3 separate regions of the Homo sapiens genome follow, and regions 1 and 3 are each linked to region 2. A link is a loop called in an ENCODE intact Hi-C map of the cell type or tissue named here. Cell type or tissue: IMR-90. All regions are shown on one strand.

The links. A loop is a pair of places that touch in the nucleus more often than their neighbours do. Peaks named below come from ENCODE experiments on the same cell type or tissue, not always from the same donor. Only the 100,000 strongest peaks of a DNase experiment are listed, where the experiment ranks them.
Region 1: a loop joins it to region 2, with 3 times the contacts of the local background. A loop is called at or near these places in 6 of 110 quality-filtered maps.
Region 3: a loop joins it to region 2, with 10 times the contacts of the local background. A loop is called at or near these places in 17 of 110 quality-filtered maps.

Annotation. Positions count from the first base shown.
Region 1 is chr1:216,718,824-216,726,823 of GRCh38, forward strand. ESRRG (estrogen related receptor gamma) reads right to left here and starts at 4,606. Exons shown (of 7, transcript NM_001438.4): 1 at 4,421-4,606. The coding sequence starts at 4,476. In IMR-90, no CTCF peak of the experiment used is centred here; no DNase peak of the experiment used is centred here; H3K4me3 peaks cover 1,350 bases.
Region 2 is chr1:216,306,650-216,314,649 of GRCh38, forward strand. All of the region lies in intron 9 of USH2A (usherin), which reads right to left. Among named protein-coding and RNA genes, the nearest start is that of USH2A, 110 kb to the right of the region's middle. In IMR-90, a CTCF peak has its summit at 4,306; no DNase peak of the experiment used is centred here; H3K27ac peaks cover 222 bases.
Region 3 is chr1:216,737,856-216,745,855 of GRCh38, forward strand. It overlaps LOC124904512 (a long non-coding RNA gene), which reads right to left. Exons shown (of 2, transcript XR_007066880.1): 2 at 6,388-6,656. It also overlaps a transcript of ESRRG not described here. Among named protein-coding and RNA genes, the nearest start is that of ESRRG, 18 kb to the left of the region's middle. RefSeq lists an enhancer at 2,371-2,938. In IMR-90, a CTCF peak has its summit at 4,985 (motif pointing left); no DNase peak of the experiment used is centred here.

The sequences.
Region 1 (8,000 bases), 410 kb after region 2:
AGCAAAGCTTATCTGCTGCAATGACTCTAAAGTTCTACTGAGATCCCTCAGATCCTCTCCTCTTATTTCTAAAAGCTGGATAAGTGATGCTAAAAAGTTTATTTGATATTAATTGGTTTAATAGAAATCATTGCTATTAATTGCCATTTGTATGAAAAAGTATCTCTCATCAGCATATAATTTATTTTATAAAATAATACAAAGCAAAACCTTCAGTGCTTAACATCACTTTACAAGTAAGACAGAGAAATATTTTCTTTAGTCATTGAGCTAAAACAAATGTTGAGGAATTTTTCGTAAGTGATACGGACTTGAGATTGGGCATTATGCCTACCTTCCAAAAGAATGGCTTCTTCTTTGTCTGTAATTCTTGCAGGAGTGAGGTATTGCAAAAGTATTGTTAAATAGAATCATAGAGAAGTTAGCTTCCTTCTTTGATGAATAGCACCAGGTATCTAAAATTAATTGCAAAAGTATGGCCCGGCTAATGAGATGGTCCTTATCTTTTCTCAGCCAGGAAGCACAAGTATTTTTCTGCTGGCTCAATATTTTACAAAAATGCCTGAAGTGTTATTAACTAAGTAAGAAAAAAACTGATTAAAATACCTCAAAGATATAAATTGTTATAAATTGTAAGATCTGAAAAATTTAGAGTTAAAGCTGATTTCCTGCATTATTTTTAAACCTTCTTTTCTTTTCTTTTTTCACTTTAAAAAGAACAACAACAAAAAAATCTTTCCTCCTGCTTCTATTAGCATTTTTAAAAGCTGAGTTAATTATTATTCTTTATAAAATGACCAATATATATTACAGGTCAGATTAAATCAAAGAAATATATCAAATGCCGTCAATTTAGGGAAAAAAACAGAACAATGATACCTTATTTGGGGAAAACACTAGAAAAATGATCATCCATGCAAGAGAATTAATGGATATCCACAAGGGCTTTGCTAATAACATGGGTTAATTACCGCTGCAACACACTAGGCTCAGTAAATAAAGCAGCAGTGCCATAAACACATTAAGATGAGAAACCATCACTGTAAGAAGAAATAGCCAACACCATCACCCTTAGCTCTGCCCAGGAAATGAAAGCTGTTTCTTAGTCCTTTCTATAAAAAAGGGATTTTTAAACTTACCACCAAATGTGTATAGGGTAATACATAAATACCCTGACACAAAGGGCTAGTGGAACATGGGGTACCCATCATTTATCCACCACTCCCATTCAATATATATTTCATTAACTCAGGAACAGTTGTTTTTTTGTTGTTTACTTCAAGGAGAAAATCATATGTTACATAATACTAGTCATCTGGCCATTTCAACTATATATAGTTTGGAACATGTACAATGATTACTTAATTTTTAGGAAAATAGAATTAATCCGCTCACTTTAGTAATGTAATGGGCAAGGTTACAAAACTACAGCTCAAGAATGCTCACAACTAATTGCAGCTGATTGTCACTTCAAGCAGTTTACAGAGAAATCATCTGAAAACTCCACCAACACCACATACCTTTAAGGCTGCAGGTGTTTTCAAGATTGTAGGGAAAAAAAATAAAAAACAAAACATGAAGAAAAGTCATGTGAGCTCCAAGTCTAGAGTTTAAGTATTCTTACTTGAAAAAATAAACTTAAAGTGTCTGTTCAGAGTTCTCAAATAATATCACATCTAAAGTGACTTGGCCAAGCTCTTATCATTCCCTAAAAAAAAGGCATCCCCTCTGATCTCGGCTTTTTTGTTGTTGTTACTGTTACTGTATAAATTTTTTCTTTCTGCCTATTTTATCACCTATAATTTGACATTATGGAATTACTTTGGGATTGTCTTGTTTTTTAATTAGTATAGATTTTAAAAAGAAGAGATGAGAAAAAGAAAAAACATGAAAACCCTGAAACAGAAAGAGTGAAACATACAAAATAAAACTTGTGTAGCTCCAAACACGAATCTTAAAACACGAAACTTAAATTTTCAATGTCTGGACTTCAGTGATCAGGCTGAAATTTACTAAACTGTTCCCTCCTCGCCTTGTCTGTTTTGGAGTGTTTCAGTTGCCTTTCCTTCTTCCAACAGCTGTGACAACTGTTAAAACAGTCAGTAAAATTAAGTCCGCTCTATAATCCTGTAGTCAATGTTACATTTTAATCAGAGGTTGAAAGGGATTCATGTGATGAGCACACTCATTTAGAATGATTAGACTGACACATATGTCAAAATGAGCAGATATATTATTTTCATCTATTTATGCTATCAGCTATTACTGCTATTAAATGTGAAACAAGCTTTCAAGTATTATGTTCTTTAATGTGCTGGCACATTTCCTAAAATAAAAAAATACATAGTTAGAGGTTAACATTTTAAGCTCTCTTAATGGTGGTCAATAAATGGTATGAATCTTTTTAACAGCCTCCAAAGCAGAAACTGTCCAATATTTGCCCCTAAAACTGTATAACTCTGGTTTCATTTCTGTGTATACACACACGTGATGGGGTTTAACCCGGTACAATTACTATGAATATTAATAGCATGTATAAATTCTGTGGTTTATTAATTGAGACAGAGAGGCAGATGCGTTGCTTAGCGTTAGATCTTTCTGTCTGTCCAGTGAACCACGTAACCATCAGAACTGCATCCAGACAATAAATCTGTATTTTTTAAAGATGACTTTTAATTGAGCCCAAAAGAAAGCTAGTTTGAATCTTGCGCCAAAGCCAAAAGGACATGTGCCTTGACTTCATTTAAATGCATCTGCTTTAAGAGGCTTATCTAAACGAATTATTCAAATTAGCTATAAGAAGTTAAATTCAAGGAAACTACTTCAAAAAGAAGCCTCTGGGGGATTTTTAAAGTTTGTTTTCTTTATTTATTTACAAGAGAAAGTTCAGAATCTGGGCGTGCTTGGATAAGACATTCTTCCTGACACGAAGACGTCTTAAACTCTCCAATTCTACAGCCCGAAGTACACTAACCTTCAAACTACACTTGAGCGGGCAGTCTTACCTTTGTTTATTTTTCATTTTTATTTTTACACATCTTAAGGTTGTTTCTTCCCTTGAGTGTTTCAAACTGATGCAAGCACAGCCTTATAATCTTTCAGTTCCTCCTAAATCCATCTCTTGGCTAATATTCCCTGTGTGAGCATGGATGTGGGTGGATGTGCATGTGTGAGCGTGCATACACACACACACTCACACTCACGCTCAAACATACAGGAGCAGCCACTGAGACTGCAAGTCACTTTTCATCTCTTACTTAATTACAAAGCAATGCAATATGCAGTCACTAAGGACAGCTAGTGGACATCTACCTATAATGCACTACCTCATCTTCTAGAGTTTGATATTTTCTTCACAATCTATAGAGAGAAATGTTTGCCAAGGGCACTCTTTTCAGAATTATAACAGTTGGTATTACTGTAATGTGAAAGCAAAGCAATATAACTGACTCAACAGAAAGGGAGATAAACCAGTGACAGCTCTCGTGATATACTAACATTTTATCTTAACAGTAGGTTGAAATTAAGTTTATCACCTACTCATTTACACAAAAATGCCTAACTTACTTCTCGTACCCCCTACTCACTCCCCCCCCTTTAGTAATCTAAATATATATTTCCATGTGCATAAAGATATCCATAAATACTAATTAAACTGCTTGTAAGAACGAAAGTACTTTTCTATATTTTCTGGACACAACAAACGAGACAAATCCACACTCTGAGCAGTATTTAAGGGGAAAATTTTAAAGTCACTACTGTTTCTTCTTTAGTTTTTTTTCCCCCCTTAAATATTTATAATGTGTGAAAATCTCATGTTACTTAATGGACTGATTTGTCAGTTAAGTGCTGACTTAACGCTAACCATGCAAATAACATTATTCTAGCTCAGAATTGCATAGGGCTAGCTTTTAAATTGTTCTCTGAAGGAGAATTAGTAAATGTGCAATTTTGCCTCTAACTCTGCGCGGTAAGAAATGACAAGGAGCTGAAAATATCTGTCAAACTGCAAATACATAAGAGGCCCTCAATAGTATAAATCATTTTGAATATTGTATTTTAAAACATCTTTCCTTGGGAAAATGGGTCCTAGTAAAAGATGCATTTTAACAGTTCACTAAGCATTTGTGCCAAGTGCCTATTCTTAGCACCTGAATAAGAAGTGACTGTCACACAGCTGTTTTACTGACAGTCACTGAGCTTTGCCTCAAAGGTAACATTGTAGTCAGAGAACAATTCTCGACTTACTGAATTAGGAGATCACCCTCAACACAAAAGACACAAGACAGACACAAACAAGCAGTCGTGCACACAAAATACCCAGGGCATTACCTGAATCAGTGTGTAAAGATATAGTCTGTCCGCCCCCACCCCCGCACCCCCACGACGAGTTTAAAAAGGAAAGAAAAAAGGTACCTACTCTTCCTCGTAGTGCAGGGAAAAAGATTCAGGAAGGCAAAGTTCTACCGAATCCATGTGCGACCGGCAACCATTATTTGTGCACCCCAGCTATAAATCAAAGTTTCCTTGACAGAGCACAGTGCAATTAACACAAATGTTCTCCTAGTGACAAGCCTATAGGCACAGCCAGTTGGGACCAAAGCTCTCACACTCTCCTAATCAAGGACTTAAAGCCCCGATTGGAGCTTATTAATATGAAGTAGGGCTTTACATATGCAGTCCCACCGGCCCAGCCGCGCAGCCGATTGGGGGGCCTCTGCCCAATCAGGAGGGAGGCGACGGGAGGCTGCACGGAGCGAGAGGAGCCAGGCAGGTAGGCAGGGTGCAGAGAGCCGAAGGGGGCTGGAAACTGAGAGTGGGCAGAGAAAAAGGGAGCGGAGAAGGGAGCGATTGAAACGCTCCCAATACACACTCTCGGGTTTGATTTTTTTTCCTCCCTTCTCTCTCTTTCTTTTTTTTTTCTTCTGGGAAGCTACAAAAGAAACATAACTAACTTAACTCTCTAAGCACTGGAGGGATTTGCCTTTGATTTCTAACCTAAGATCTCTTTTGCCTTGAAAAGGAGAACTCACGCAGACTCTCAGTTAATTTGGGAAAGGATTCTGCGGAAGGTAGAGAATTAAGTTTGTCCTGCCGTTGTCTGTGTTTTTATTACACCGGGGGCCGCGGCTTATTTGGTGCTGTACTTTCTCATGTATTCCTAATCATGTCTTTTCCTGTTTTCCTGATGTATGCTGGGCATTAAAAATAATAATAATAAAGGCATTCTTCTAAATTGTTTGAGCATGTGAACTGGGATCGTCATCTCTGAGGTGGAATGCAGTTTTACACAACTACAGAAGAGGAGATAGTGACAATACAATTTGAAAGAATGCCTAAGTAAATTATATGTGTAAACCTTTCTATACCTGCGACTGTCTCTTTACATATAGATACAACGCATAGCTTTTCAAAACAACGGTAAACAGCCGCAGGACAAATTGGCTTCTTCAGTTTTAGGGGTGGGGAGTCTGAGGGCTGTGGGGGTAAATAGCGAATTAAATCTCTCTCGATGCATTTTGACAAAATAAAGACAGCATTTTTTTTTTTTTTTGTAGGGAGAGCATTACTAAACAGTGCACTAAAAGTATTCTTAATTATATGTATATATTTCAATACAAGCTTCCAAACTAGGAGGCATATAATTTTATATATGATTTTACCCAAAACATCCTGCTTTCAAATAAAACACAGTGTACACATTTGTTTCTATACATAAGGCACCCTATATGCTTTAAAAAAATCAACCCAGAAACATTTTATAAACCATCACACAGTCTGGTCACTATAAGAACTAGTTTCAAACAGATAATAATTTACAAAACTAAGAATTCTCAATCAAAAGTGTTCAAAAAAATAAAAATAAAAGGAGGATATAAGAGGACAAGTGTGTTTTTTCCTCCTTCAATTGTGTACACCGTGTCTTTAATTTCCATATAACAAAGAGTTTGCTTAGGTCCTATTTTAATCTACAGGATTTTTTTATACTAGCAAATGTACATTGGAATAGATACCAGCTATTTATGGCAAAGAGATAACTGCTACCTTATGGAGAGTGAAAAACCCACAATTTTGATATAATTCAGCTCTACTGCTTATCAACCTTTTACATCTTAAGTCCTACATGATAGAAATAGTATAATCTTTGAGATCAAAATAAATTAGTTCAGATATTCATCGTATGTTAAATTCACTAAATTAGGACTCAACTCCCTTAACCCTCTCAAATTTTCTAGGTCTTTAAAAAACCAAAACACTAAAATAGAGCAGCCACATTAAAATTCAGAATATAAAAATGACAGACATGATTTGGTCCCCCCACAGAAGAAAGCAATTTCACTGCCTTGTATTTAGCTATATCTAAGATATAGGCCTAATTCCTTTTATTTGTGTTCTAAATGCATACAAAGTTTCTAGATCAGAACTCACATAGCAAAAACTGTGCCTCAGAATACTGTATAAAAGCAGGTAGTAAAAGCTTAATTACCAGTAGCATTATGCTGTCTATATTGTTAAATGTGAACTCTGCAATTAAGATGTAAATTTGGTTGTGAGCAGTGAATTAAAAGAGCTTTGAGATGTAGAAGAAAATCCAAGCATTCTGCAGACACTGAGAGAAAAAAAAAATTGTCTATTCAATCTAAAATAAGACACGTAATCATTTTACAATTAAAAAATAAATAAAACAGGCATTTTGCAAAAGAAACATGATTTTTCTAAAATACACTCAAAGAAATATGGAAGCTAATACTGCATTACAAAGACAGAAAAACATCCTTTGATTCATATGATTACTATCGTGATTTCTGAATAAACTAAAATTCTCAGGGTAATTAATAGATTCAATTGCACATACTTTAAAAAAGATACACACACACACAAAAAAGAAAGAAACTTTCCTTCTTGGTTTGGCTATGGATATTTCTTTAAAAAATATAAATTATTTAATGTACTCAATGCATCTTAATGTACTCAAAGAATGCATTCCGATTTTGCACCGGTGCAGAATCCTGTACTGTGTTCAGTTTCTTTACATTATGCTGTGACAGAACCTCTTTATTACTCCTTTGAAATGGCTTTTTAAAGACAAGATTTGTAGTGTATTTACCGGTGGATCTCAAGTCACCAAATGTCGTACAAGTGATCTTTAATTTCCCATCATTTTCTTATTTCCCTTTGGGTACTTATTTGCCCTCATTATGATCCATTTGACTTCACTGGTGTATATTTTTAAAGATATTTAGACTCATGCGTAAGTCATTGTTCTGTGCTCACAGAGATACATGTACAAACATACATAGTGTCATCCCCACTGATTTTTCACTAACCATATTTCATCTACGCAAGGTGCAGTGTTCACTGAACTCGCTGCTTTCTGAGTGACCAGATGTGTACTAGGTTTGTAGACTTGGATATTTTCCCCTTGGGATCAAAGTATCACCTGTACAAGTCAAGGACCTAAAGACTGTACTTACTGTCTTGAATCCAGTTTAACCAATTTAAAATTTTTAAAAATCCTCTTCACTAAACTTGTGAGACAGCTTCCAGAATATTTTACAAATACACAGCTCAGTCATCTCAAGAAACTTCCCTGGTCCCAGATTTTTCTCACCTTGCAGGAGAAAACAATGGATAATCATGGGAAATAAATGTGCCATGAGTAATACTGAGCTTAAACCTTCAAGAATCTCAATTACAAAAAAAATCTGGAAAAACAAATAAACAAACAAACAGATAAACAGCCTAGGATACACATATATTCCCAGTCTATACACTTCACAATCTTACCACAAGGAGTCTACCCAAATCAAGAAAAACTGAACCAAACAAAAGGATCTCTCATGATTGCTTCACAAAGAATATTAATAAATTAGTTAATATCAGTCTATTATGCATCAGGCTCTTGGTGTATGCATAGTTTCAATCTCTTCTTCCTTAAACAATGCAGTCATAAATATCCAAACAAATTCATTCTCAGTCCCCAACTAATGCACAGTCAC
Region 2 (8,000 bases):
AGATCTGGGGCTCAAGTGCTGTTGTTCAGATTCTTTCTTCCCACAGGGTGCTCCCCAGATGTGGGTGTTCCCTAGATGTGGGTGCTCCCTGGATGTGGGTGCTCCAGGATGTGCCTTCCTGAGAGCTGAACTGCAGTGATTGTTGTTTCTCTTCTGGATCTAGCCACCCAGTGGAGCTAGCAGCCTCCAGACTGGTAGTGGGGAGTAACTGCAAACAGCCCTGTGATATGATCAGTCTTCAGGTCTCTTAGCCCTGGATACCAGCACCTGCTCTGGTGGAGATAGCAGGGGAGTGAAGTAGACTCTGTGAGGGTCCTTTGTTGTATTTTTGTTTATTGCACTAGTTTTGTGTTGGTTGGCCTTCAGACAGGAGGTGGCGCTTTCAAGAGAGCATCAACGGCAGTAGCATAGGGAGGATACAAGCTTGCTCTAGAGTCTCCTGGATAAGTTTCTCAGGCGGTGGTCAGGGCCATAGAGCTCTCAAGAGATTATGTCCTTTGTCTGGCTACGAGGGCAGGTAGAGAAAGGCCATCAGGTAGGGTCAGGGTTAGGTGTGTCTGAGCTTAGACTCTCCTTGGGCAGGCCTTGCTGAAGCTGCTCTGAGTGTTGGGGGTGTGGTTCTCAGGGCGATGGAGTTATGTTTCTAGGGGGATTATGGCTGCCTCTGCTACATCATACAGGTCACCAGGAAAGTAGGGGAAAGCTGGCAGTGAAAGGCCTCACCCAGCTCCCATGCAACCCAAAAGGCCAGTCTCACTCCCACAATACTCTCCACAACAGCACTGAGTTTATTTCCAGGCAATGGGTGAACAGGGCTGAGGACTTGCCCCTGCTCCAGGTCTCCCCACTGGAAAAGCAAGCAGGGGTTTCAGGTTTCACACCTCCCTGCCTGATGCAACTTCTGTGCTGTGTCTGCACTCCCAGTTCACCCTCACCCCCAGATTCTGCTAGGAAAGTTGGCATTCAGTCGAAATTGTTACAGAGTTCATCTGGAAGTTTCCTTCTCCTTGTGGTCTTTCCCCACTTCCACTGGCAGTCCTACCCAAGGACCCTAGGAGACAAAGTCAGAAATGGTTTTCCTGGGGGCTGAGAGAGTCCACAGGGCTCTTCCCCCTGCTTCCTTTACCCTTATATTTTGTTCAGCTCTCTAAGTTTGTCTCAGCTCCAGGTAAGGCCAAATCCATCACCTGTGACCTGGACCTTCAGGTTCCCCAGGAAGGCTATGTGTTCAGGGGTGGAAGATCCCCCTTTCACACTTTGGGCACTTACAGTTTTTCGGCTGTCTCCTGGAGCCTGCAGCAGCAATCTATTTCCTTCAAAGGATCTGTGGATTCTCGTGGCTTTCCTGGTATGTTGCTGCAGTAGTTCTTGGAGAAAAGTTCATGATGTGTGTCTTCACATGCTGCTCTGTCTGTCCGAGGGGGAGCTGCAAGTTAGTCCTGCCTCCTATCCTTTTATCAGTTTCTTCTTTCTATTTGTATGATTTTAAAATTTATATAAGTGTATACAGTGTATGTATTATTCTAAAACAAGCTTTCTGTAGTATGATTGTTTGAGAAGTCTGGTCATGTTGATGTGATAGCTATATTCCTTCATATCCACTACTGTAAAGTGTTCCACGTAGACATTTGCAAATTGTTTTCCATAGTGCAGCAGCACCTTCCCATAAGTGGTGTATGAGTCCCCACTTACCAGTTCCTGAAATTTCCAGATTTTGCCATCTTTGACAACTTGATGAGTATAAAATATTATCACATTCTTTTTTTTTAGTTTACTGATAACCAGTAAAGTTGCACATGTCTTTACATGTATATTGACCATTTCAGTTGCCACTTCTGGCTTCTTCTGTGAATTACTTGTTCACTTCTTTTGTCTGTTTTTCAAATAGTTTGCTTAATTTAAATGTTACCTTTGTCAGTTATATATGTGTTGTCTTGCTAATGACAACTGCTAGTATGTAGCTTTTCTTTCTTTTTATAAAAAGACATTTTTAATAAGAGATGTATTAAATTCTTCTATGCTGATGGTAGAACTTGCCAATTTCTCTTTCTGGTTCTATAAAATTCTGCTTTATACTTTTGAAACTATATTATGAGATGCATGTAAACTTAGAATTTTATACTTTATAATTATACAATAAGCCTCTTTTTCTTTAATGAAACAGTAATGTCTGTTTTGCCTAATATTTATGTAGCTCATGCTAGCTTTCTTAAATTTTCAAACTTGAAGTGTGCTTGTTTTTTGAGTATGTCTCTCACACCCTCAGCACAAGTACCATGCTGAGCTGCATTGCAGCATGAGGGCAAAGGAAAAATACGAACCTCTGTATACAACTAGAAAATATTTACCAATCTTTGGAGCCAAATGGAAAAAGTTAATAAACACTCTACAGTTTTAAAAAAATAGCTGTGTATAATGTCCCATCATGCCTAGTCTGTTTCTAGACGATTGTAAAACCTTCTATGAGACAGGTACATGCCAACCTTATAAAACTGGTAGGTAGGAATTATGGACTGATTAGAAACAACAGCTCCCATTACAAAATAACACAGGACCATAAAACAAGCAACACTAATGTGTCTTTACTTAAAATTTTGATTTTTAATTATACATTTCTAAATCATTTGACTTTTTGAAATATAACATAAAAATATTATAGATCTTGCTTAATAGGGTGTTTTTGGTGCTTTTGTAAAGTTTGTGATTAAGACATTCTCTTGCCCTAATTCAGCCTCTGCTCAGACAATAGGTGGATGTTGTTTTCTCTTTCAGCCAGACAGTCTCATAATTCTAATATGTTCAGCACATTTAGATTTGTTGTGATTGTTTATTTATTTGGAATTTCTATTTTCTATATATCCTTTTTCTTTCGTTCTCCTTTACTGCCTTATTTTGAAATGAGGTTGTTGTTTTTATTCCTTCCTAATACGTTGTTGAAAAGGAGTGCTGAGAGGAAACATTCTTGTCTTATTCCTGATCTTAGTAGGAAAGATTCTGGTTTCTTATCCTTAAGTATGATGTTCACTCTAGGTTTTTATACATATTTTCTATTAAGTTGAGTATGTTCTCCTCTACTCCTTATTTGTGGAGAGTTTTGATCATGAATGGATGCTTGATTTTGTCAAATACTTTTTCTACATTTATTGATATAATCTTGTAATTTTTCCCCTTTAGCCTGTTGATGTGAGGAATTACTTTAGCTGATTTTTGAATGCTGAACCAGTCTTGCAAACCTGAGATAAATCCCTCTTGGTTCTGATATATAATTATTTTTACACATTGCTTAATAGTTTTATTTTGAATATTTTGTTGAGAATTTTTGCATCTATTTTTATGAGAGTTATTGGTCTGTGGTTTTCTTTTCTTGTAATTTCTTTGTCTGATGTTGGTACAGGGTAATGTTGGCATTATAAAATGAGCTGGTTTTATTCTTCAATTCATTCTAACAATCTCTCTCTTTTAATTGGTATATTTAGACCATTGACACTCAAAGTAGTTACTGGCATAGTTGGATTAATATCTACTACTTTTTATTCATTGCCCTTGTTCTTTGTTTCTATTCTTGTTTTCTATATACTTTTTACCTTTTGTGGTTTTAGTTGAGCATTTTTACATGGTTCCATTTTCTTTCCTTTGTAAGTATTAAATATATCAACTATACCTTTTTAAAACTTTTTTGGGGGTTGCCCTATAAAGCTTATAATATACATTTATAACTAATCCAAGTATACTTTTAAATTTTGGAATTTTTTGTTATTATTTTGTTGAATAAGATTTCTAATCCTTCCTCTTCAACTCCCTCTTGAATACCATTAATTCTTACATTTGGCCTTTTGAGGTATTAATAATTTTCTATATATTGTAGGAAATCTTCATTTCTTTGTGTTCTTTTTTTCTCCTCGACCATATATTTTCAAATATTCTGTCTTCAAGCTCACTGATTCTTTCCTCTGCTCAATCCATTCTGATGGTGAGAGCTACTAGTGAATTTTTCAGTTCGGTAAATTTATTTCTCAGTTCCAAGGTTTCTGATAGATTTTTTAAAATTTCAATCTCTGTTAAATTTCTCTAATGAATTTCTGAATTATTTTTCTGTGTTCTACTGGAGATCACTGAGTTTTCTTAAAACTGCATTTTAAAATTCGTGGTCAGGGAGCTTACATATTACTGTCTTGTTAGGGCCAGTCCCTGGTTCCCTGCTTTGTCTGTTTGGAGACATCATAGTTTCCTACTGCTGTTTTTCTTGTGGACATACATCTATGTCTTTGCTGCTAAATTGCTTCCTCTAGGGAGCTATAGGGGGCGCTTTAAGCCCAGGTTCGCCTTGGCTTCAGTAAACAATCCAATTGTGCCCTTCTTAACAAGAGAGGTCCCAAAGGGAATATCCTGACAGTATGGGAAGGCTGCCTAAGGGTTTGTGCCGAGGAGAACAGTGAAATAATCCTCCTGCATCATAGTGCTGCTAAGCAGCTACTCTGACATTGTGTCTGCATTGGTCAAGTTACAGAGCAGACTTTCCCAGGCTGGGGATGACAGACCTACATCCCCCTTTGTCTCTGCCTATCTTCAGGAATATGTCTCCCTTTAGGCACTCATGACGCTTCCAGTGGGTTGAGGCATGGATAGGACAGGTCTCTTTCCGGTAACCCAGAATGGCTGGGGAAGCTGGTTGTTTACCTCAATCTTAATTTTTCCAGTGTAGAAAAAAGTGAGTTGGAGGAAAATCTTCTGCATATTTGGTGTCAGGCAAAATGGGGTAACGAGTGCTACAAATGTGAAAGTCAGGTTTCTTACCATCCACTTGGTGTTTCTCATTTCCTTATGGCCCTGGGAACAGTTATATCTTCATATTTGAGTTCTGGACTATCGTGACAATTTCTGGTGATAATCTCAGCAATGTATATTTGTTAATTTTTCTTTTTGGCGGGAGAGGGGCGCGGTGGGGTTGTGGCATGGCAGCTTGTTTCTGTGCCGCCATTTTGGAACTGGAAGTCATGGGGCGGAAGAGTTAACATCCAGAGCAGCCCCTGACACCTGGCATGGAGGACGGGAGAACCGCAGGTGGAGCTTGAACTATCAAGACAAAATAATGTCATGCGAGAGTTCCAAGTTGACTTTTAAATAACACGATACCACTTAAAAGGTGGCATGAGTACCTAATAATAATAAAGTATTCCTAGTTCCTCCCTCTGGTGTCTTGTATTGTTGCTATCATTCATTTCACTTACACACATGCTATAATAATGAAATACATTGTTCTTATTATAATTTTGAACAAACTGGTATCTACTAGATCAATTAAGGATAAGAAAAATAAAAGTTATTTTATTTATTCTTTCTCTAATGTTCTCCCTTTCTTTACATAAATCTGAGTTTTCTGACCTGTATCATTTTTTCTCTCTCTCTGAAGTTCTTCCTTTAACATTCTTGCAAGGCAAGAAAAGTCTACTGGTTTTTGTTTGAGAAAGTATTTTTCCTTTACTTTTAAAGGATAATTTTGCAAGATACAGAATTCTAGGTGGATTTTTTTTTTTCTGTCAACACCTAACTATTTAACCACTTTTCTTGCTTGCATGCTTTCTGAGGAGAAGTAGAATGTAATTCTTATCTTTGCTTTTTCATAGGCTAGATGTTCCCCCTTCAGCCAGGCTCCTTTTAAGATATTTTTCCCTAACTTTGATTTTTCTGCATTTGGAATATGAAAAATTCTTAGTCATTATTGTTCCAAATATTTCTTCTGTTCCTTTCTCTTCTTCTTCTTCTTCCCCATTATATGTATTTACATTTTTGGTAGCTGTCTCACAGTTCTTAGATATTCTGCTCTATTTGTTCAGTCATTTTTCTTTTTACCTTTCTATTTTGGTAGTCTCTATTGACACATCTTCAAACTCAGATTCTTTTATCAGCTGTCCCCAAATATTAATGATCCAATTAAAGGCATTCTTTATTTCTATGAAAGTGTTTCTGATCTCTAGCTTTTCTTTTTGCTTCTTTGTCAGAATTTTTATCTTTCAGCTTATATTGCCATCTATTTTTGCATGTTGTCTACTTTTTCCATTAGAGCCTTTAGTGTATTCATCAGAGCCGCTTTAAGTTTCTGGTCTGATAATTTCCATATCCTTTCCATGTCTGAGTCTCATTCTCATTTTTGCTCTCTCTCTTCAAACTGTGAGGTTGTTTGTTTGTTTCTTTGTTTGTTTGTTTTTGGTGTTTTAGTGTGCTTTGTAACTTTTTGTTGAAATCCAGACATGATGTACTGAGTAAAGGGAACTCTGGCAAACAGGCCTTTCATGGTGTGGTGGTAAGATGAGAGGGGAGGGAAAGCGTTCTATGGCAGTGGTCCCCAATATTTTTGGCACCAGGGATCGGTTTTGTGGAAGACAACTTTTCCACGAACTGGGTGTGAGGGCAGCACATGGGGAATGGTTTCAAGATGAAGGTATTCCACCTCAAAGCATCAGGAATTCTCAGAAGGAGTGCACAACCTAAATCCCTCACATGTACAGTTCACAATGGGGTTTATGCTCCTATGACAACTTCATGTCACTGCTGATCTGACAGGAGGCAGAGCTCAGGAAGTAATGATAGCTCACCAGCTGCTCACGTCCTACTATGCAGTCCGGTTTCTAATAGACCACAGACCACTACTGACCAGTGGCCCAGGGGTTGGGGACCCCTGTTCTATGATTCTAGGATTAGTTTTCAGTTTTTAATGAGCCCTGTGCTCATTGGCTGTGAACTTTACAAGTATTTCTCAGTAACTGCTCTTCTTACCCCAAGGTGCAACAGAATGGCTAGAGGGAGCTGAAGTTGGAGTTTACCCCTTCCCTTTAAATGCTATTTTTAATGACCATTTAATGGTATCCTGCTACTTTTTATACTCTTTCTTACATATAACCTTATTTTTATTTAACGCAGTAAATTTTCCTCTATATTTATCCACATATTTGCTGGTTTACTTGCTCACAATTCCTTCCTTCACACCAGGCCTATTTTCTGGAAACATTATATATCCTTATGAAAAGTATTCTCGAAAAATTCTTTTATTGAGAGTCTGCTGGTGATAATATTGATATATATATCTGTAAACTAAAAATGCATTCTTTCTTTCTTGTTTCTAATTGATGGTACTACTACAAATACAATTCCATATTTCTTGGTTGCCTTCTCTCTGCATTTCAAAGGCACTACTCTGCTGTCTTCTGGCTTTCATTGTGGCTGTTGAGAAATATATCAGTAGTGTCTTAGAAATTAATTTCTTACACTTTGTATTTTTCTCTCTGGCTGTTTTTAGGATGCTGTTCTGTCTTTGGTGATTATCAGATTTCTGTCTTTCTGGCTGCTTGGTCTTTGGTGATTATTGGATTCATTATATTATACCTATGTATGCATTTACTTTTCTTAGCCTACTTGGGATTCAGAAAAATCATGTCATTCCTCACCTTTAGATAATTCTTTACTCTTATCCCTTCAAATATTATCTTTTCTTTTACTATGTTTATACTTTCACTATCTCTATTTGCTTCTTCTGTAAGGCTGTCTTAATTTATCTCCATGCTCATAACCTCTTTTTCATGTTTTCAACTTATATTTTAAAAGCATTTATGCACATACCTATCTCACGGAAAGAACTAGTACAAGTGTTTTTCAAAGATTAATAATATCATCATGTCAGTGAGGAAAGAAAATTCTTTACCTTGACTTACTAAACATATATCAAATGTAGATCCTATAATATGAACTGTGTGAATGCTAGTTATATAAAAATGAATTAATTTACTAGCATTACAATAATTAAAATATAAATAAAATATATTTAGGGTAAAATCTGCGAACAAACAGAGAAAAAATAAGCAGTGGTAAAGCCTGATATATAATATAAATATGACACAAATTAGTCATGATGATTCATACTTTTGGACTTTGGTGCTCTAAAGGAATCTTTCAAAAATAACAGAAATATTCATTTATATAATAAGCATTCTAGAGTGTGATGTTGG
Region 3 (8,000 bases), 430 kb after region 2:
TCACTGTGAATGATGCAAGTATAAGAAAATATTCGTCCTTACATACAGCCCACAAAAACTATCAGTGGCTTGTGTTAGATGCCAATCACTAAATGCAAGTGACTTCCAGACCTTCACTAGTTCTGCAGATGAGACATCACTTTTTTTTTTTTTTTTTTTTTGGTCATGCTAATACCCCAAAGCTCAACAGTGATCATAGGATGAGATAATCTGGTTCCACTTTGGAATCACCTGGAGACTTTTTAAAAGTACAGCTGCCTGGGTCTCACCCAGTGAAAATCTCTGAGGGTGGGGTCCATACAGTGGTATTTTTGGGATAAGATCTACTGGGGTTTCAAACTGCAGCCAACATTAAAAAGAAGGAAAAAGGTGAAGTTAACTGCTGAGGAAGGGGCTTAGGGTAAAGTGAAGACCATCTGTGGACTCCAGCTTTTGTAGTGACACAATGCTGAGAAACCAAATTTCCAGGGATCCATCAGTTTATGAAACTTTACTAAAATAAGTCCTATACTGCCAAGCAACTAAGGAGAAAAAAGTGAACCATAAAATGCTTATCAATGAAGAGCTGAGTATAATGTAAAAATCTATTCTAAATACTATGCTTCAGAGTAAAAACAGATGTGAAATGGTTAAACAAAATCTGTGGTATCATAAGGCAATAAAATTTAGTTGCTTTTCATTTTCTTCCTTATATTCTTATGTATTGTTTAGATAATTTTACAATGAATGCAGATTATTTATTTAACAGAAAATAACAGTCAAACAGAATGTAGTAAGGGGAAAAAGTGGATTAAGTAGGGGAAAAGTATGAAATGGTGAGACAGTAAAATAAATGCCAGAGCTGAGAAAGATGAAGCAGCGTGCACTTATAAACAAAAAAAATTCTAGGACTCTCAAAACACTGGCAGATTCCTGAATACATGCTAATGTTTCACTTCTCTCTGCCTAGCAAAATCTTACTTATCCTTTTTAAAAATTTTATTTGTTATTTATTTACTTATGAGACAGGGTCTCACTCTGTCACCCAGGCCTGTCACCCAAACTGGAGTGCAGTGGTGCAATCATAGCTTTCTGCAGCTTCAAACTTCTGGCCTGAAGTGATCTACCACCTTAGCCTCTCAAAGCACTGGGATTACAGGTATGTCCCACTGCAACCAGCCCCTACTTATCCTTAATACTTAGTTTACCTTGGAGCGGAGGTCAGGGGAGGCTCCCAGTAGAATAGAGACCTCAGCATCCCTCTATCATCTCAACTAACCAAATGCTATTAATGTTTTCTTCGTATTTATCTGATTCTCCCATGACTGTAAGCCTCTTGAGAGTAAAACTGCATCCTGTTTATCTTTATAAATAATCCCGACACTGAGAGACAAGTGCATAAAAGGTATCTCCAAAGATTCATTAAAGTGAAAAAAAAAAAAAAGTTCCCCAGCTGTGGGAAACAGGCAGAATAAGATGTGATATAAACATAGTTCTACATAAGCTATTTTTTAAATAAAAACAAAACAAAGACAACTCCTACACATAAACTATCTTCTGTGATCTTTTGGACTTTCTATTTGAGGTTAACAGTGAAGAGCTGCCAATGCTCATTGCTCAGTGGGTTTAACTGATAGGTGCTCTAAAAATGCAAATCATTTGATCGTCTGATGACTGGTATGTAGAGTTTATACCAGTAGTTCTCAAAGGAAAATATCAGTATTATCCAGGAACTGTTAGTGTAAATTCTCGGCCCTGCCACCCCAGAGAAACCCTGGGGATAGGATTCAGCAATCTGTGCTTTATCAAGTCCTCCAGGTGATTCTGATGCATGTTCGAGTTTGAGACCCACTGGTCTAAGCTAAAAGATTTAGAAGAAATGAAAACCCAGCTCACTGCTAACTCCTTCTCAAAATCTATTTTGCTAATATGGCTCTCCTATATGTGCCATGGAACCCAAACTCTGATGCGCAAATGTTTCAAAACAGACCAAGACACCTCTCAACTGTTAAAATTCCCACCTCCGACCCCTCAGGAGAATGAAATTTGAGATGCAAAGACGTCTCTTTCCTACAGTTTATCCTGCCAGACTCCTTCATTCCTCACTCTGTTCCCTGCAGATTGTCTTGTAAATGTGGCCAGAGACACATCTTCAGTCCTGAGTCTGACTGCTGACCTCGGCTATGTTAGCCCCTTTGCTGCTGAAGAACAGCCCCTTGGATCACTGACTTGCTATTATTCTATGCTTAATAGCCCCGACCTGTGCAATATTTTTTATCTGGCTACAGTCCTATCTCTAAATTCTCTATTTTGAATGAATACCAATTTTGTGACATGAAGTCTTCTATATAATGAAATGCAAACAATGAAAAGGCTAAATCAGTTTACAAAAAATCTATTTGTCAAACAGTGTGGAGATGTTCCCAATTTAGTCTGGGCAGTTCATGCAGCTCTTGATAAGGGAGTTAAAAACCTAGCTGTTCACAGAATGAAAATAAAGGCATCTGCACCACAGACACATTTTCCTTTCAAAAGTCTTTGTTGTAACTTGTAGCTAATTAAATGCCCTTACACAAGAGGTGCACACACACACAGCAAAATCAGAGAATAATTTTACAAGAGAGCCCCAGAGAAGAGGAGAGCACAACACAAGCTTCCCACTACCATCTCTTATATTGCATTTACATTTCTATACAGCTTCATCAGCCTGACAAAAAAAGCACAAGGGGAGGCCTTTTTTGTTCAATTTTGGACGAGAGAGATTTCTAAGCCCTGCAAAGGAACGTGCTTAACATTAAAAAAAAAAAGAAGAAAGAAAGAAAAAAAGAAAGAAATTGTAACCCTGCCTTAGATGCTTGTGGAGAAATAATGCTTTCTACACACCTTTCTATATCACCGACAGAGGAACTAAAAAATTATCAAGAACTTAAAGTGTTCCATTTTTTTATTTGTAGTGTTTTCCTCACTCCTAGAGATTATTTGCAGGCAGAGGTGCCCCTGTATTAAGCTTGACATTTATTGGAGTGGCTTTGAATTTACCATGTCACATTTATCAAAATGGGATTATATATACATATTGACATTCTTTCATTTTTCCACCTTCTGAATTTAACTATTTCATTGGGCAGAATTTAAAGTGTTAATTCTCAGATAAATTTTTTAAAGTCATATACGAAATTGGTTCTCAAATATAACTGGCATTGAGTTATCACAGTCCCCCCTCTCTCTTCTTTCACGCCCCCGTCCCCATATGGGAAGACTGTCCAACATAATGGGATAGCATTGGATATAAAAACAGAACATTGTCTAAACAGAGGATTGAAAGCTCTTTGGGGTCAGGGTAATTTATATTATATTTATATTTATAATTTATATAATTTATATTATATAATTTATATTTATAATTTATATTATATAATTTATATTTATAATTTATATTATATAATTTATATTTGTAATTTATATTATATAGTTTATGTTTATAATTTATATTATAATTATTTCTTTATACCTGTTCACAATCCTGTGTCACTACATGTGTGGACCCCTCAGGCTAAAACACCAACCTCACAACCCCTTTCTAACACTCCCCCCCGCCCCTGCACACACCCCAAAATACCCCCCTACACATACACACACACACATATACCTCTTTTCCAGATGGAAACTCAGAAAGATCACCTCCTCTCGGGAGGCATCTCTTATCCTGCCATCCTTTAGCATTTTCATATCTGTATGTGATTTTACTTCTCTTATTAAACTGTAAGCTACTTGAAGGCAGAGACCCTGTCTCATCTCAGAATGCTTAGAACACAGCTTAGGGCCTGACAGACTGGATGTTATTGAACAGGCTGTTTAATGAATAAATGAATGAATGCAAGCCTAGCTGGGCAATTGCTGTCTAAGCTTTGAATTCTTACTATTATGAAACAGATGAATTCATGCAACCCTCTTGATGTCAAAAAATACCACACTTTCGTACATGGGTGCTTGGAATACACTTGTCAACTTCTAAGTCCTATTGGTTCTCACTCTAAATCATCTCTACATTCTCAAAGTTAAATTCCAACTGCCTGAATTTCCTCACTGGTGGTTTCATTGGTCTCTCTCCCTCTGTTTTTCTGCTTCTTTCTAATTCATTCTATATGCCATTCTCAAGTACTTTTACCCCACATTTTCCACTGTTACAGAACAAAATCAAGATTCTTTTAACCTGAAAATTCAAGTCTATTCATAACCTGACCCAAACCCTCTTTCCTGGCAAGTTTCCCACAAGTCTGCTTCACAGAGCCTGGGTATCACAGCCTTCACGTAACCTGAACACACCAAATGCATTCTTATTTCCAGGATTTTTGCCTCAGCTATTCCCACCATCTTATATTTAAAGGACATCCATTTGTAATGCTCTGTATACATGTGATATGTCTTTATAAAGTAGGTTAGAGCCTTGAAAAAGGGCATGGCCAATTTGACTTGAGAGAGGAGCAAAAGATGCAGATTTTCTGAGCTATGTCTCTAAAGACTGTTGGGGGAAGAAAAATTTGTGGTAAGTGAGCAACCTTTAAGATAAAAGAGAATAATGGAATCATGTTTCTCCAATAGAATGTAAGTTCCTTGAAGACAAGAACTACCTGGTTCATCTTTATATTCCCACTAGTACCCAGTAGAGTGCTTTGTATGCAACAACTGACTAGTAAATATTTCTTTAATGATTCTTTATCCATTTCTGTCCTAACTCCATCCGACCCTTTCATACAGTACCTTGCATATACTAGATACTCAATAAATGACAGCTAAATGAATGACTGATTTCTTAATCTTTCCATTCCTTGTTAAAATGCAAAAGTGGGAGAGGAACAGAGTAAGTAAAATTGCAGTTACTGAAAAAACAACTTCAGAAAATGAATCGTTATGAACACCAAATATGCTTATTTTGTTTACACACCAAAAGTAAACTGTACAAGAAAACAAGTAAAAATGTTGAATTCACATCGCCCTCTGGTGTTGGACTCTCCCAGACAATTAAAAAAACCCTCAAACTTAAGAGTTTAGGGAGATTTTACTTCAAAATAGGAGCATTCAACCTTCCCTGATCAAGGCAAAATGAGTGTAGCATTGAATGAGAGGTGCAGCATCTTTCAAATTTGCTTCAGTTGTTAAAGATGAAATTATTAACTCCAACAAAGTATGGAGCCTCTAGTATATTTGCTTAATGGAGTGAATTCCTCCTTCTGTCAAAGTCACTGTGTCTCACCATGATAGTCATTATTAGAGACCAATGGAATGAGGCTGCTAGCTGTACTACAGGTCCTCTGTATAAAAGGTGTGCTTTAAAATCTAAGACAATATGACTTTTCAACAATAGCATACAATGGAAATGTATTTATTTGCTAAGCCTGAGAAAAGCCATTGAGTAGAGAATGAAAGTTACAAAACAGGCACAGGCTATTCATTTGCTGTTAATGCTGGGACACTGTGCCAAGGCAGCTGAAATAAAACAATACACCCTCCTTGAGGTGACTCTTAGGATCATGGAGAGAACCCTGGAATAAATATCTCAGTGTGAAATTATTGTTCTGTCTATGGCATAGAATTCAGAAAGTCCCTTATATTAAAAAATATAAAAGTATTCCTCTTCAGGGTAATTTAATTTAGAGAGCTGGTTTAAATTTTCTGAAAACTAATAGCATGTTTTGAAGGCAGTCTTAGACCCAGAAACATAAATTAGAAAACACATTGTGCCATGATTCCTTTAGAGAGTTTTTCTAGCAAGCTGTTAGCCACTAAGTGCTCTCACCATTGCCATCATCTTCACTGTTGTCATCATCATCATCACCATTCATGGATAACACTCATCATCATCACTGTCACTGTCGTTGTGATCACAGTCATTGACATGATGGTCAGTGCTGCTAAGTATCACAGGTTTATGATGTGCTAGGACTGTGCTCAAAATTTTACATCATTTAGTTCATCTGAACCTCACAATCATCTCAGTAACATTCTAATTTTACTGATTAGGAAGCTGAGACTTCGTAACTTACTATAACTTCCATAGTAGGTAACTTGCAGAAATAATTCTAATCCTGCTTACGGAAACTTTTGCTCTTAATCATTATATTGACTGCCATTAGGTACCAGATTTTACTTGTGATTCCTCTGGACACGGTGCCACATGGAGTGTGATTCTGTTCATTTATCTGCTGTATTCCTCTTTTTATCTAAGTGATGAGCAGAAAGTTTTGCTAGGAGGGTTTTAAAGGGTTAAGTGCTTTAAGAGAACAAAGCCATAGAGTTCAGTCTTGGGTGGATAAGGAACCATGAGGGAGTAAGAAATACATTGTCCGTTAGAGTCTCTTCCTCTGTGCCTCTGAACAAACGGCAATAAAATAAAGAGCATGAAACTTCTGGGTGCTAAATCAATTTATTTATTTATACTATATTTGGCAAGCATTTATTACATTGTTGTTAGCACTGCACTAGGCGCTAAACAAAATATTTACACACAGGAGAAATGCAAGCCCATATTCTTGCCTTGGGAAGTAAACATCAACTGTACAACATTCATAGGGTAACTCATTCGATGTTTTAATCAACTCCATCCCATCTGAGTCTAGTACCACACACTTGAATATGTGCACACAGACATGCACACACACACACACACACACACACACCTCTGTACACACTCCTAAAAGCAAACGTCCAACGATGCCAAAAACACACAGATTTCAGGCAAAAACTTTCAAAATTTGTCCAACAATTAAAAATAACCTGATTTTAAGAAATGCACACACATAGGACTTATAGAGGTTATTTCTACATCTCACCATCTTTATTCCTGGCAATACATGCTGTGTTACCTATGAGTAGTCTCTTTTTGGCTACAAATGTGTCCCATCTTCCATCTGTTCTTCTAGCAATATTGCTGGCTTACTGCCATTGAAGCTACATCAGCCTTCATGATGTCGTCTGACTAGGTTTTCTCAAGTACCCGTTCATTTAGCTCTCCAGGTGAGGGCAGGCATATACATTTTTCTGTAGTTCTCTGAGCAGGGTTTAACTTTGGTTCCATATTAGCAAGTGTGTATGTTTCTGCTCTATTTACCAAAGTTTGCAAACTATTTCGATAGAGTAGAAAACAGAGTCTAAAGTTCCTCAAGAAATTGCTGGCTGAGCCATGAGAGAACTCAGCCCAGGGTCTCAATTTTTCTTTTATAATGGGATGTCGGTTAGAGGTGTGCCTATTAAAGACAATACTCCCTGGATTTTGCTATATTCTTTCACATTTTGCTTGTCTTTCATCCTTTTTTTGTTTTTTGTTTGTTTGTTTGTTTGTTTTTAAGTCGAGTCTCACTCTGTCACCCAGGCTGGAGTGCAGTGGCACAACCATGACACACTGCAGCCTCAAACTCCTGGGCTCCAGCGATCCTCTCACTTCCAGCCTCCTAAATAGTTGGGACAACAGGCACACACCATCATGCACACCTATGTGGTTTGTTTGTTTGTTTGTTTGTTTATTTCCCATCATTTTTTCCCAAAGACAGGGTCTTGCTATGTTGCCCAGGCTGATCTCCAACTACTGGCCTCAAGCGATCTTCCTGCCTCGGCCACTCAAGTTGCTGGGATTACAGGCATGAGCCACCATGCCCAATATGTTTTTGCTTCTTTCATTCACTTAAGTAACATTTTTCTCTATTGCAGACACTGTGCTATGCATAGGAGTTTTTACCCTCTTGAGTTGAAGGCTGAGGTTCCCCCTGCCCCCTCCTTTCCCTTTGTCCAGTCTCTCAATGCGTGTATTCAATGCAGGCTGGTTAGCCAATTGATTAGGAGGTTGGGTAAGTTTCCATGTCAGCTCTGTGTATTACTAGGAGTTTGTCCTTGAGAAAGTTACTTAACCTCTCTGTATTCAGTTTACTCATCTGTAAAAGACACACTCAATAAAGAATGGCTATTATCTTTAAATTGTATTATGGTGATGTATATTTATATTTCAGTCCTCATGTAGAAGGCAATTA